Regions from separate parts of the Homo sapiens genome. Here region 2 is linked to region 1. A link is an interaction called in ENCODE POLR2A ChIA-PET data of the cell type or tissue named here. Cell type or tissue: OCI-LY7. All regions are shown on one strand. Each heading gives the region's core, and the rest is flanking DNA. Links, peaks and the distances in the headings are about the cores only.

Region 1 (4,000 bases), core at 1-4,000:
GGAAAGGTCACAAAGGGATAAAGTGAGTCAGAGGAGGCTTTGGTTTGCCTTATATGAAAAGTGGGATTTGGACTATGGAGGAATAGGGTCCTTCCAGAGGGGATGTTTGAATGACAGAGTAGGAACAGGGCATGGGGAGGCCAACTGCGAGGAAGTCAGCACAAGCAAAGGGCAGGCCCAGCAATATCCAAGAGAGAGCGGGGCCAGTCCACAGGGTGTTCAGTGTGGAGCCTCCAGACCTGTGTCCTAACTCGAGCTCTGCCACATACTCGCTGTGTGCAAATTAGTTAAACTCACCTAACCTATGTTTCTTAATCTGTAAAATGAGGATAATATTAGATGTTAAGATTAGGTGAGGATCAAATGAGACATTGTGTGCATAAAGCACTTTTCCTGTGCAGTTAAACCCTTGATAAATATTAGCCACTTATTAACCATCGGGTTAAGAGAGAAATGACTTTTTTTTTTTAAAGAACTGGCCATTGCTTTATCTTCCATCGTCGTGATTTATACTTTTTAACTATATTCACACCAGGAAAAGTTGATAGTAAATTTCATTTTGGGTGAGGTCTAGACTAGTATCCGTGGAAAGGAAGGCAAATTGAAGAGGTATGATCCTAGGACAGAGGAAGAACCAAGGTCAAAACAGGGACATTTCCCAATTCAATCCAACAGCTGCTTTGTTAACAGTACCACAAGCAGTGGGGTGGGCAGAGTGGGAGACGCATCATATCCTGGGAAGGGAACACTGTAGGGAGGGAGAGAGAGGCTGGATGGGGGAAACGGTAGATAAAAGATTGGGCAAAGTAATTTAGTCCCAGTCCCAGATACTACGTGTTTCAGTCTGTGCTCGTGGGTATGTAAAGGTTTCAGATGGGCTTTCCATGAAAAACAGCAATGAGGCAAACCGTCCCATTCACTAAAAAGACAGGCATTATCATGATACTGTGCAAAGAGCCCAGGCTTTAGAGTCAAGCAAATCTTGATACCTTTACTTGACACATGAACTTGATCGAGTTACCTCTATGTGAATCAGGAAAGTTATTCTTTCCCTGTAGGTGTGGGTATGAGAATTAAATAAGTTAGTATATATAAAAGGGTCTAACACATAGTGAGTGCTTGATTAACTGGTATGTGTTAGTTCAAGAAGGCAGTATGTTGTTATATGCGAGAAGCAATTGCTTTGGTTCAAACCCCAGCTCTACAGCTTACTGGTTGGGTGACTACTGCAAGATCCTCAAGTGCTTGGGCCCATGTTTGTTTCACCTATATTGTGCACACAATAAGAAGACCTACCTCCCAAGATTTTTATGAGCATTGAATGAAATCATATTTATAAAACCCACTAAATGGTACCTGGCTCATACTAAGTGATCTAAATGAAGAGGTATTATCATTAAGAAGCAATTAAAAGTTGCATGTGTATGAAGTTAACAGCTTTTAACATAAAAGACAATGGATTATTTGGTAAGAGATCTCACCGAGCTTAAATGTGTTTTTTTCTTTTTTTTTTTGAAATGAGGAAAGGAAGACATAAATGGCAGAATATGTGGTACAGAACTGTAAGATACATGTCCCACGACAGAAATAAAAAAGGCAGAGATTCACTGAGGGGGGAATTCATGGACATTTATGGTCACATTATCCTGATTGGCTGAGGGAGTCAGCAGGCTTCTAGCCAGTTTTCTTGCTGTTCACAGAAATAAAAGCTCAGTGTCTTTGAAAATGAACTAAGTTTTTTTTTCTTTTTCTTGATAGGAAAATGTATTTATGTAGTCAAGTAAGACTTGTTTCTGCTAAGTAAAAATTCAGCCTAAGCAGTGTAATATGAAGCTAAATGGAGACTGGATACAAATATGTTTATAATGAGATTACTGAATTTGTTGATTTCCCTACATTTCCCATCTACTACCACTAAAGAAATGCTGTAATAATAATATAACTGGCCAAAGTGGTAAAAGTGGGGTTAATTGGTCCTTATCTGTTTGAGGTAAACAACCGAACTGATGAGTGGTTTCCCTGAGCAAAGACTCTTGCTACTTCATGTGTCCTTTCCAGAACGTGGCATCAACATCACATGGGAGCTGGTGAGAAATTCATAACCTCATACTTAGACCTACCGAATCAGAATCTTAATCTTAATAATATTGACAGGTAGTTTATATCCATATTGAGGTTTGAAATGCACTGAGTTAGAGTGTGGAGTTATGGCCACACTGTCTTAATTAGATTATCTTTATTTCAATCCAATTTGCATGGCTATGTGAGCTATGATTCTTAGAGGAGTGAACATAAACAGCAAAAATTCTTACTTAGCAGACTTACCCAGTGCAAGAAAGAGTTCCCTTATCTCACTGTATTATGATCTTAGTCAATATGACCCGGAATTTAAGAAAATAATATGACAAGAGTATGGTTTTAATCAACCGGAAACCATGTGTTCAACAGAACAACAAAACAAGAAGGCTTTGTACTTACTTAGGGAGTTTACATCTTGATGATAAGGCCACTGAGGTAACTAAAGAGGAAATGGATTCAGCATAGGCTTTGGAAGTTCACTTCTGTTACCTAGTAACTGTGTGACTTTGGGCAAGTCTTTCCAAGTTTCTTTTCTATAAAATAGGATGGTAACAGGACCTACTTTACAGGGAGTTGTAAGGTTTAGATAAGTTAACAGGTTATGCAAAAAAAAAAAAAAAAAAAAAAAAAAAAAACACACACACACACACACACACAAATGTTCTGGACATTATATAAGCATTAGATATTACTGATATCTTATTTTTGTTTATTTTTAAATGTCTGTCCCTTTAAACCATTCCTTTCAACATATTTGTGTGGTTTAAATAAAAATAAGTTTGAAGAAATTTCAGAAAGAACTTTGATAAACCCATTGAATGACTTGGAAATTCCAAGGGGATTTCAAAGCCAGGTGGAGGAATGCCTGCTTAGTGTCTTTCCTCAGTGCAAAGGCTGATAAAGGCCTCAATTTCTCCCTCAGTTTACTGTGATCAGAGACTTAGGCTGCCTAGTTATCCTTGTTGCCTGGACAAAAAACTCTTTAGATGCATGCAGGTTTGTGTAGAGTTTGTGGGGAGGTTTCAGATGGTAAAATGCCTCTTCCTACCTCAGGTGAGGGGAGGGTTACTATCATTCCTTTTTCACAGAGCTATTCTAGTTCTGTTTATAAGTAGTGTTCTTTGTATAGTGGATGTTGAGCAAACACTTGTTAAACTATAGGAAGTTATAACATCGGGAGAATTTCTAACAACTGCAAAGTGTTCTGATATGTAATAAATTGCCTTGAGAAATAGTAGGAGCCAGTGCTGGAAGGAGTCAAGCTAAGGCTGGTGTAGTCTCCTAGGGCTGTTGTAGAGAAGAGTCTAAAGTGGGAGGTGTTGATCTTATGGTCCCAGAGGTCTCTCCCATACTACCTTTCTGCCTGTATAGGTCAGAATCTATTAAGAGTGAGTAGGAATGGATTACACCCCACAGTCATGAAGGGCCTTAAATGATAGTAGCACACTAGTGTCATATGTCAAGTGGCAAATGACACTAGCACCAAATGTGATTCTGCATTTAAGTTCTAAGTATTAAATGCATCTATTTGCTATATGAAAACATAAGATATCCCAGTGTTTGCAAACTGGTTCAATATTGTGTTGATTTTTGTTTTGCTTTAATACACTAAGGGAACTTCAAAAGGCTGATGTGGTCCATGCTCTCTGAGCCAGGCCTCTCTTGACTTCTTATGTTTAGTTATTCATGAAACCACTGGGCCTGTCTAAATGGCCAAGTCATATAGGAAGAGACAGAGTGAAAGGGAGAGCAAGAGCTAGAGTGAGAGAAAGAGAGAGAGACATCTTCTCACCTTCAGACCTGATCAGAGGCAATAATGGGAGACCATGGGAGGGGAGAGCCTGATCTGATGATTCCTTTTCAGTTATTTTCTGGAAAGTTTAAAAAATATGGTATTCTTCATGGAGAAGCCAAGATGTTA
Region 2 (6,928 bases), core at 1,101-5,100, 93 kb before region 1:
TAATTAAAAGTGTAGGGAAAACTATAGCCAGGAATGATGATTATGGCTAAATTTGGCTCATCTGAGGACCCTGTGATTCTATTTATCCTGTCACTACAACTGTATCATTTAACACTAGAAATACAGAGAGGCTGTTCTGCCTTTGGGCTCATGCTTCGGTCTTCTGGTGGGTTGACTCTGGCTTTTTTTCCCCAATCTGTTTTGTCCTTGAAAGGTTGGTTTATAAATTGTTCCACAAGATAAGTTTTCTTTAACTATAGGAACAAATGGACATGGTGGATGGAATGAGATTGGGAAAGAGAGGCCTGAAATATGCCCTTCCTATGCTAATGTTCCTGTTAACCTGGGCAAAGAAACTGCTTACTTAATCTATAAAGTACTTAAGCTAAATAAATAAATTGATAAATAAGATGAAAATCACTCAAAATCATTGGTGGGTGTAGAACTTTGTTTTTTTTCAATTCATGAAAAATTTAATAAATTAAAATGTGGATCTTGAAAGAAATATAACTATCATATTCTTATGGCACACGTAGTTATTTTTCTTTCGTCAAGTATAATATTACTGAATAACTTAGGTAACTAGGGCAGTGATTCTCAAACTAGGCTCAAAGTAAGAAAATGTCCTCCATCCCACCCCTAGAGATGATTATTCAAAAGGTTTGGGTGGAGCCTGGCAGCCTTCCTTTATATCTTTTTAAAACAAGGGTCGTGGTCTGTCACCCAGGCTGGAATGCAATGGCGTGATCATAGCTCACTGCAGCCTTGACCTCGTGGGTTCAAGCGATTAGCCTTCTAAGTAGCTGGGACTACAGGTGCGTGCTGCCACACCTAGCTATTTTTAATTTTTTTTTTGGTAGAGACGAGGTTTCACCATGTTGCCCAGGCTGATCTTGAATTTCTGGGCTCAAGTGATCTTTCCACCTCAGCCACTCAGAGTACTGGGATCACAGGCATGAGCCACTGCACCCAACAGCCTTCCTTTTAACAATCTTCTCAGGAGATTCTGATGCAGGTGCTCAGTAAACCACCCTTTTGAGAAGAATCCGCTTAAGAGCTAAATCTAATCTTATATTCAAATTCTTTCTTCTACTTTTATGTTTTGAACATTTATTTCTCCTGATTTCGATAGACAGTTTCATGTAATAATATATATGTCAGTGCTGCCTTGGAGTTCTCATAAAGGTACGATATATTGCCTTTCCTAGTCTTAATATGATCTATCTTTTGATGGGTGGAATCAGGAAACCACAGGGTTGGTGGGAATTTTTAGAGATAATGTACATTCTTCTGAGTGACAGATATTTGGATAGGGCAGAGATGGATTTGATCAAAGGAAAGTAAGAGAAGACATTAGTGAGTAGTGGAAGACACAGAGAAGGGGAAAGGCTCAGATAACAGAGGGCACTGAAGGGCTGGCGAGGGTTTAGACCTCTTCTGGCAGGCGCTGAGTTACTATGGTGCAGTTTTTGAGCCGGGGACTAACTGGATGCAAACAAGTGTACACCTGAGCTAGAGACACACAGTACCTTGTCCAGAAACAGAGGATCAAGGAACAGGTGGGTGAAGCAGGCTGGTTTGTCACCATAAAGGCAGAAAGAAACAAGGGTGAGGACTTGGGGCCCAGAATTTGGCTGGACTGACTTTCAAGGGTTTATGCAGTAGGGTTCTCCAACTCTGTGTTCCTAAAGGTCTATAGCTTTTTGGTAAATTGCTTTTTCCTACTATTGATGTTATGGTGTATACATGAAGGCCACCTAGCTCAGCTTCAGGCCAGGATTTAGGAAGTCCTTGAATAATTGCTACAACTACCAGTACCTTAATATTGTGAGGCAAGGAAGGCACAATTATTCTTAACTTTGGACAAGAGAAATAGACTCAGAGAGTTAAGTAATTTACCAGAATTTACACATGTAGAAATTGGCAGGGCTAGGATTCAAGTTCAGGGCAACCTATTCAAAACTTGTAGGTTTTATAAAAAAGTATAATTTGTCTGATTACATAAAGTGATACATACTTATAACAAATTGTACAGCAATGAATAAATAAAAAGTGAAAGTCCCTCATGATCCCACCCTTGAGAGAACAGCTGAGAAAAATTCAGTAAATGTTGTTCCAGACTTGTTTCTTAAAAAATTCCAGTATACTTAATGAATACATTTGTATTCATATTACAAGGATGGAGCTATATTTTATATGTTATTCCACAGCTAGCTGTTTTCACTTAATGCTCTAACTTGGATGACATCCTGGTTCAGTACAAATAGATGTAAGTCCTTTCTAACAGTTTCATATGCTATAGAGATTCTTTATTTTAAGTATTCCTCTTTTGATGGCTATTTATTTTAAAACCATGCTGCAGTGTGTGTGTATATATTAAATGGTCAAGGAAATCTATGGGGAGATCTTAAAATTGGAATTGCTTAGTCAACAGGAATGCATATTATTTTAAAAACTGACATTTTTTTCAATCCTCATCCATATTGAGTTGGACCAATCATATACATTTTACCAATCAAATACATTAAATACCTGGCTTAAATTCAGTTTCTTAATTACTAGTGAATTTAGATGTTTATTTCTTGTGACTTAACTGTTTATATTTCTCTTAATTACTTGCTCATGTCACTTGCCCATTTTTACTCTTTTTCTTACTGTTATGCAAATGTTTCCTATAGTTTACAGATAATAAATATTATAGCTGTCAGTGGTGCAAACTTTTTTATTCTTTTACTTGTTGAAAAGATTTTTAAAAGTACTATTCAAGCATTTACAGAATATTTTATTTTAAAATAATTTTAGACTTTCAAAAGATTGTGGAAACAGTACACAAAGTTTTTATACAACCTTTACCCTGATTCCTCAAATATTAACACCTTGCAAAACCACAGTAGTCATCAAAATCAGTAAATTAACACTGACACAATACTATTGTCTAATCTACAGATCTTATTCAAATTTCACCGAAGTCCTTCTGGGCAAGGATCCTTTCTGGGATCATACATTGAATTCATTTGTTATGCCTCCTTAGTCTCTTTTAATCTGCAATAGTTCCTAAGTCTTTCTGTCTTTCATGATCTTGACACTTTTTAAGAGCATTGGCTGATTGTTTCCTAGAAAATCCCTTGATTTGGGTTTATTTGATGTTTCTTCATGAGTATGTAATCAAGAGAGTGACCTAGTCTGATGATGGTCAAAAATAACTTGCCTGAAAAAGAGATGCTTAAGCTAACACCAGAAAGATGGGTAGAAAGTGGAAGTATGAACTGAGGATGGGGTGCCTTTGCATTGACTTTGCATAGTGCATCTAAGCAACTGAAAGAAGCCAGTGGAGGAGGTGGTGTGAAAGAAGGCTCTAAGGAGGCAGTCTGGTCAGACCCAGCTTTGTGGGACTTATTAAGGTTATAGGATATTAACAGCAATAGAACATCATTCAAGGGCTTTAAGCAAAGGAATGGCAATATCTGAATCAGGTTTTTAAAAGATCACTACAGGTAGATTCTTCACCAGGTAGAATTAATCAAAGGGGAGCAAGATAGAAACAAATACAACAACTAGGAGGCAGTTCTAGCAATGCAGGCAGAGAAAAGGGTGGGGTGTACATTAAGGAGCCTCCCCGCAAAGACGGTGAAAACCTGCAGTTTTGAGAGATGTTTTGGAGGGTGAATCTGAATCTGCACATGCAGGTGATAGATTGGATGTGGGGTTAAGGGAAGGGGTAGGTGCAGGATTGCTAATATCAGCGTTTGCCAGATATTTGTGTAAGTGATTGGATGTTGGTACCATCCATGGAGATGAAAGAGACAATTCTTCACCTCTGATAGTGAAGTCAGAAGCATCACCATCTCCAATTCTTTTAGATGCCAACATTTACAATATATTTGCTTATTTATGCTTCTGTATCTCATTATAGCCACTTAGCTTCCAAGTTCTATGGTTTTTCCTCAGAATCTTTCCCAATAACTGTTTGTCCTTCTCCATTTCTTTCACTGCTCTTCAGTTTGGACAAGGGTTTCCTCATTCCAGTGTTGCATACTTGCTTCCTCTCTGGGCTACCAATTCCTCTATTCTCTGTAACTTTATCCATCGCTTCCAGAGTATGTGTGTTTAATAAATATGTACTAAGTGCCTCGTTTGGGCAGATCACTTTGTTGGGAAGAGTTGGGAATTAAGTAAGTTAAGTATATTTCATGGAACTGGAGTCAATTCCGAGTTATAATTGAGGCAGAAGGAAAAAGGCCATTCTGCCTAGCGGTCAAGAAAGGACCATATTCTTCTTTCACTCCTTACAAAAAATAAATTCCACACAGGTCAAATGTATTTATCCAAAAATGACTAACCACAGAAGTACCAGAAGAAAAGATCAGTAGACATATTTTAAAATTGTTTATGATGAGTAAGTTTGAAGACCTTTTAAAGAATGTTGAGAAACCTAGATACCATAAAGAAAATAGGTCCACTTGAAAGCTTAAATTTTAAAAATTCCATGTAAAAATTAAACAGCTTTCAAGCAAGAATGTCAGCTGAACTAATAATTATAGAAGGAAAAATAGAAATAGAAAAATGGCCACTTTCAAACACCACAATAATTGTCTCAGGGAAAAAAATCTTCAAATGCTAAAATTAGTGGGCAATGGTATATTTGCATAGTTTCCCTACAAGATACTTTTCAATTATAAAGAGAAAAATAGTATCGTGGAGAAACCTGACCGATATAACTTAAACAAATATCACGATTAACATCATTAATAATTGAACAAATCAATAACATATGTCTCCTGATACATCATGGAGGATACACCATCACTTATAAGGTATTTTTTTGCCAAAAAAATGCATAACTCTCATTGTTTTCTGTATTTCATCTTTCTCACAGTCACCACAATCTTTATTAGATAATTGTGTAGATAATTGTTTATTATTTTTACACCTCTCTGCCCCATTCCTGGTCCTTAGCAGAATGTAAGGTCCATAAAAGCACAAAGTAGGGGCTTTATAAGTAACATTGAATAAATGAATGAATAAATAAATTTATTTGGAGCTATCAGTTTTTACAGGAAAGATCCATTTAGCCTTGGATTGTATTGAATGAAAAATAACAGTTGGGTATCCTGGTGGAAATGGATGGAGGACATTTGAAGGTACAATGCTAAAGCTCAAATTAAGCTGAAGCCATGAAAAAAAAAGGTGTCTTATAGAATAAAGATATATCAAGAAAAAAAGATGAAATATTAATATTTGAGATGCAGGGTGAGGGAGGAGAAAGGAAACACCTCCACTTCAGAGAGGCCAAGGCAGGAGTTGATTTTAAATAGGGAAAGTTCAGCTGATCAGGGCCAGGTGCTTAGTGGGGGTTTGTAACTGTTTAATGCAGTGAGTCTCAAGTTTTAATGTGCATAAAAACATCCTGGGCTGGAGATCCCTGGGGCACCCTTCCCAGAAATTTTGACTCAGTGGGGCCTAGAAATCTGTGGGGTTTGTGTATGTGTCTGTGTGTGTGCGTGTGCGTGTGTGTGTGTGTGTGTGTGTGTGGCCAGCACACCCCTCCTCCACCAAGTCATTGTAATGCAGGCAAGTTATCCAGGAACCACTCCCAGAGGGAACATGGCATCCAAATCAGGGGGATGTCAGCTCTAGGGTAGGAAGGTAGGAAGGGGATGAATGGTGAGCAAATTTGGACAGCAGATGACCACTTGCTAACAACTTTGCCAGAATAAGGAGCTCTTCAAGAAAACTCTTTAAAATGGATTGCCAGGGAAAGTTAAGAAGGAAACTTTTTTCTGTTTCTGCCTACTGCATTGAAGAGATTGTCCAGTGCAAAACCAAATGTATGAATACAGCCTCTGCTGTGACATGTTAAACAGTTAAGATTCTTGTGGTTGGAGAACACTGGAGAAGCAGTGGATGACAAGTACTTCAGGATGGCCCTCTTTTGCTTTTGAATAATAGTGCTGGACTCAGTCCATTTTGTAGAACTACTGTCCTTAAGAAAGTTATGAAAATTAAATAAAATTGATTAATAATGCCCAAGGACTAACTACATTTCTGAGCTTTCAGGCAACTGGCAGGCAGGAAAATGATGCTATTTCAAACATTTATTTGTGACTCATTATACTTCATTGAACTAAGTATCTTTTGGATAGTATTTTCTTAAAAGCAAAATTCCAATAAAAAAGGAAGTATATTAAAAGGTACATTAAAGTTTAGTGCCTTATGGGTAGCTTATCTTTAGAAATGCATTATTTCCAGGAATGTTTAGTATTTTAACAGGAGGAGAGCAAATTAGCAAGTTCATATGAATTTGTGGTGAAAAAATATCTGTGTACAAATATGAATCTCTCTCCAGCACCTCAAATTCATTTGCCAAGTGTTTTATAATGCATATTAATTGAATCATCACATTTAGAAAAGAATCTAAAATTAGCACATTGATGAGCATATGAAATGCCTTTGATATAGCACAAAAATGTAGAATTTATATTAAAAACCAGCAAATATTTTGAATTGAACTGTGTCTAGATAGAATAATTATGGATTTGAATTTCTTAACTACATATACCATGTAGTCAGTCCACAAACACTGAATCATTCTGCCGATGAAAAAAGTGAAGGGAGCTGGGCACGGTGGCTCACACCTGTAATCCCAGTACTTTGGGAGGCCGAGGCGGGCGGATCACCTGAGGTCAGGAGTTCGAGACCAGCCTGGCCAACATAGTGAAACCCCGTCTCTACTAAAAATACAAAATTAGCCAGGCATGGTAGTGCATGCCTGTAATCCCAGCTACTTAGGAAGCTGAAAGAGGAGAATCGCTTGAACCTAGGAAGCGGAGGTTGCAGTGAGCTGAGATTGCACCATTGCACTCCAGCCTGGGCAACAAGAGTGAAATTTCCTCTCCAACAAAAAAATGTGAAGGGAATGAATGTCCTT

What was found. ChIA-PET counts read pairs that join two places held together with the same protein. Peaks named below come from ENCODE experiments on the same cell type or tissue, not always from the same donor. Only the 100,000 strongest peaks of a DNase experiment are listed, where the experiment ranks them.
Region 2: POLR2A ChIA-PET joins it to region 1 with 6 read pairs; 12 of 35 experiments call an interaction of 5 or more read pairs at or near these places.

The regions. Positions count from the first base shown.
Region 1 is chr10:88,980,926-88,984,925 of GRCh38, forward strand. It overlaps a transcript of ACTA2 not described here and a transcript of FAS not described here. Among named protein-coding and RNA genes, the nearest start is that of FAS, 7.9 kb to the right of the region's middle. In OCI-LY7, for the core only: no CTCF peak of the experiment used is centred there; no DNase peak of the experiment used is centred there.
Region 2 is chr10:88,886,847-88,893,774 of GRCh38, forward strand. All of the region lies in intron 1 of STAMBPL1 (STAM binding protein like 1), which reads left to right. Among named protein-coding and RNA genes, the nearest start is that of STAMBPL1, 10 kb to the left of the region's middle. In OCI-LY7, for the core only: no CTCF peak of the experiment used is centred there; DNase peaks (open chromatin) are centred at 1,445 and 3,285; H3K4me3 peaks cover 2,400 bases; H3K27ac peaks cover 920 bases.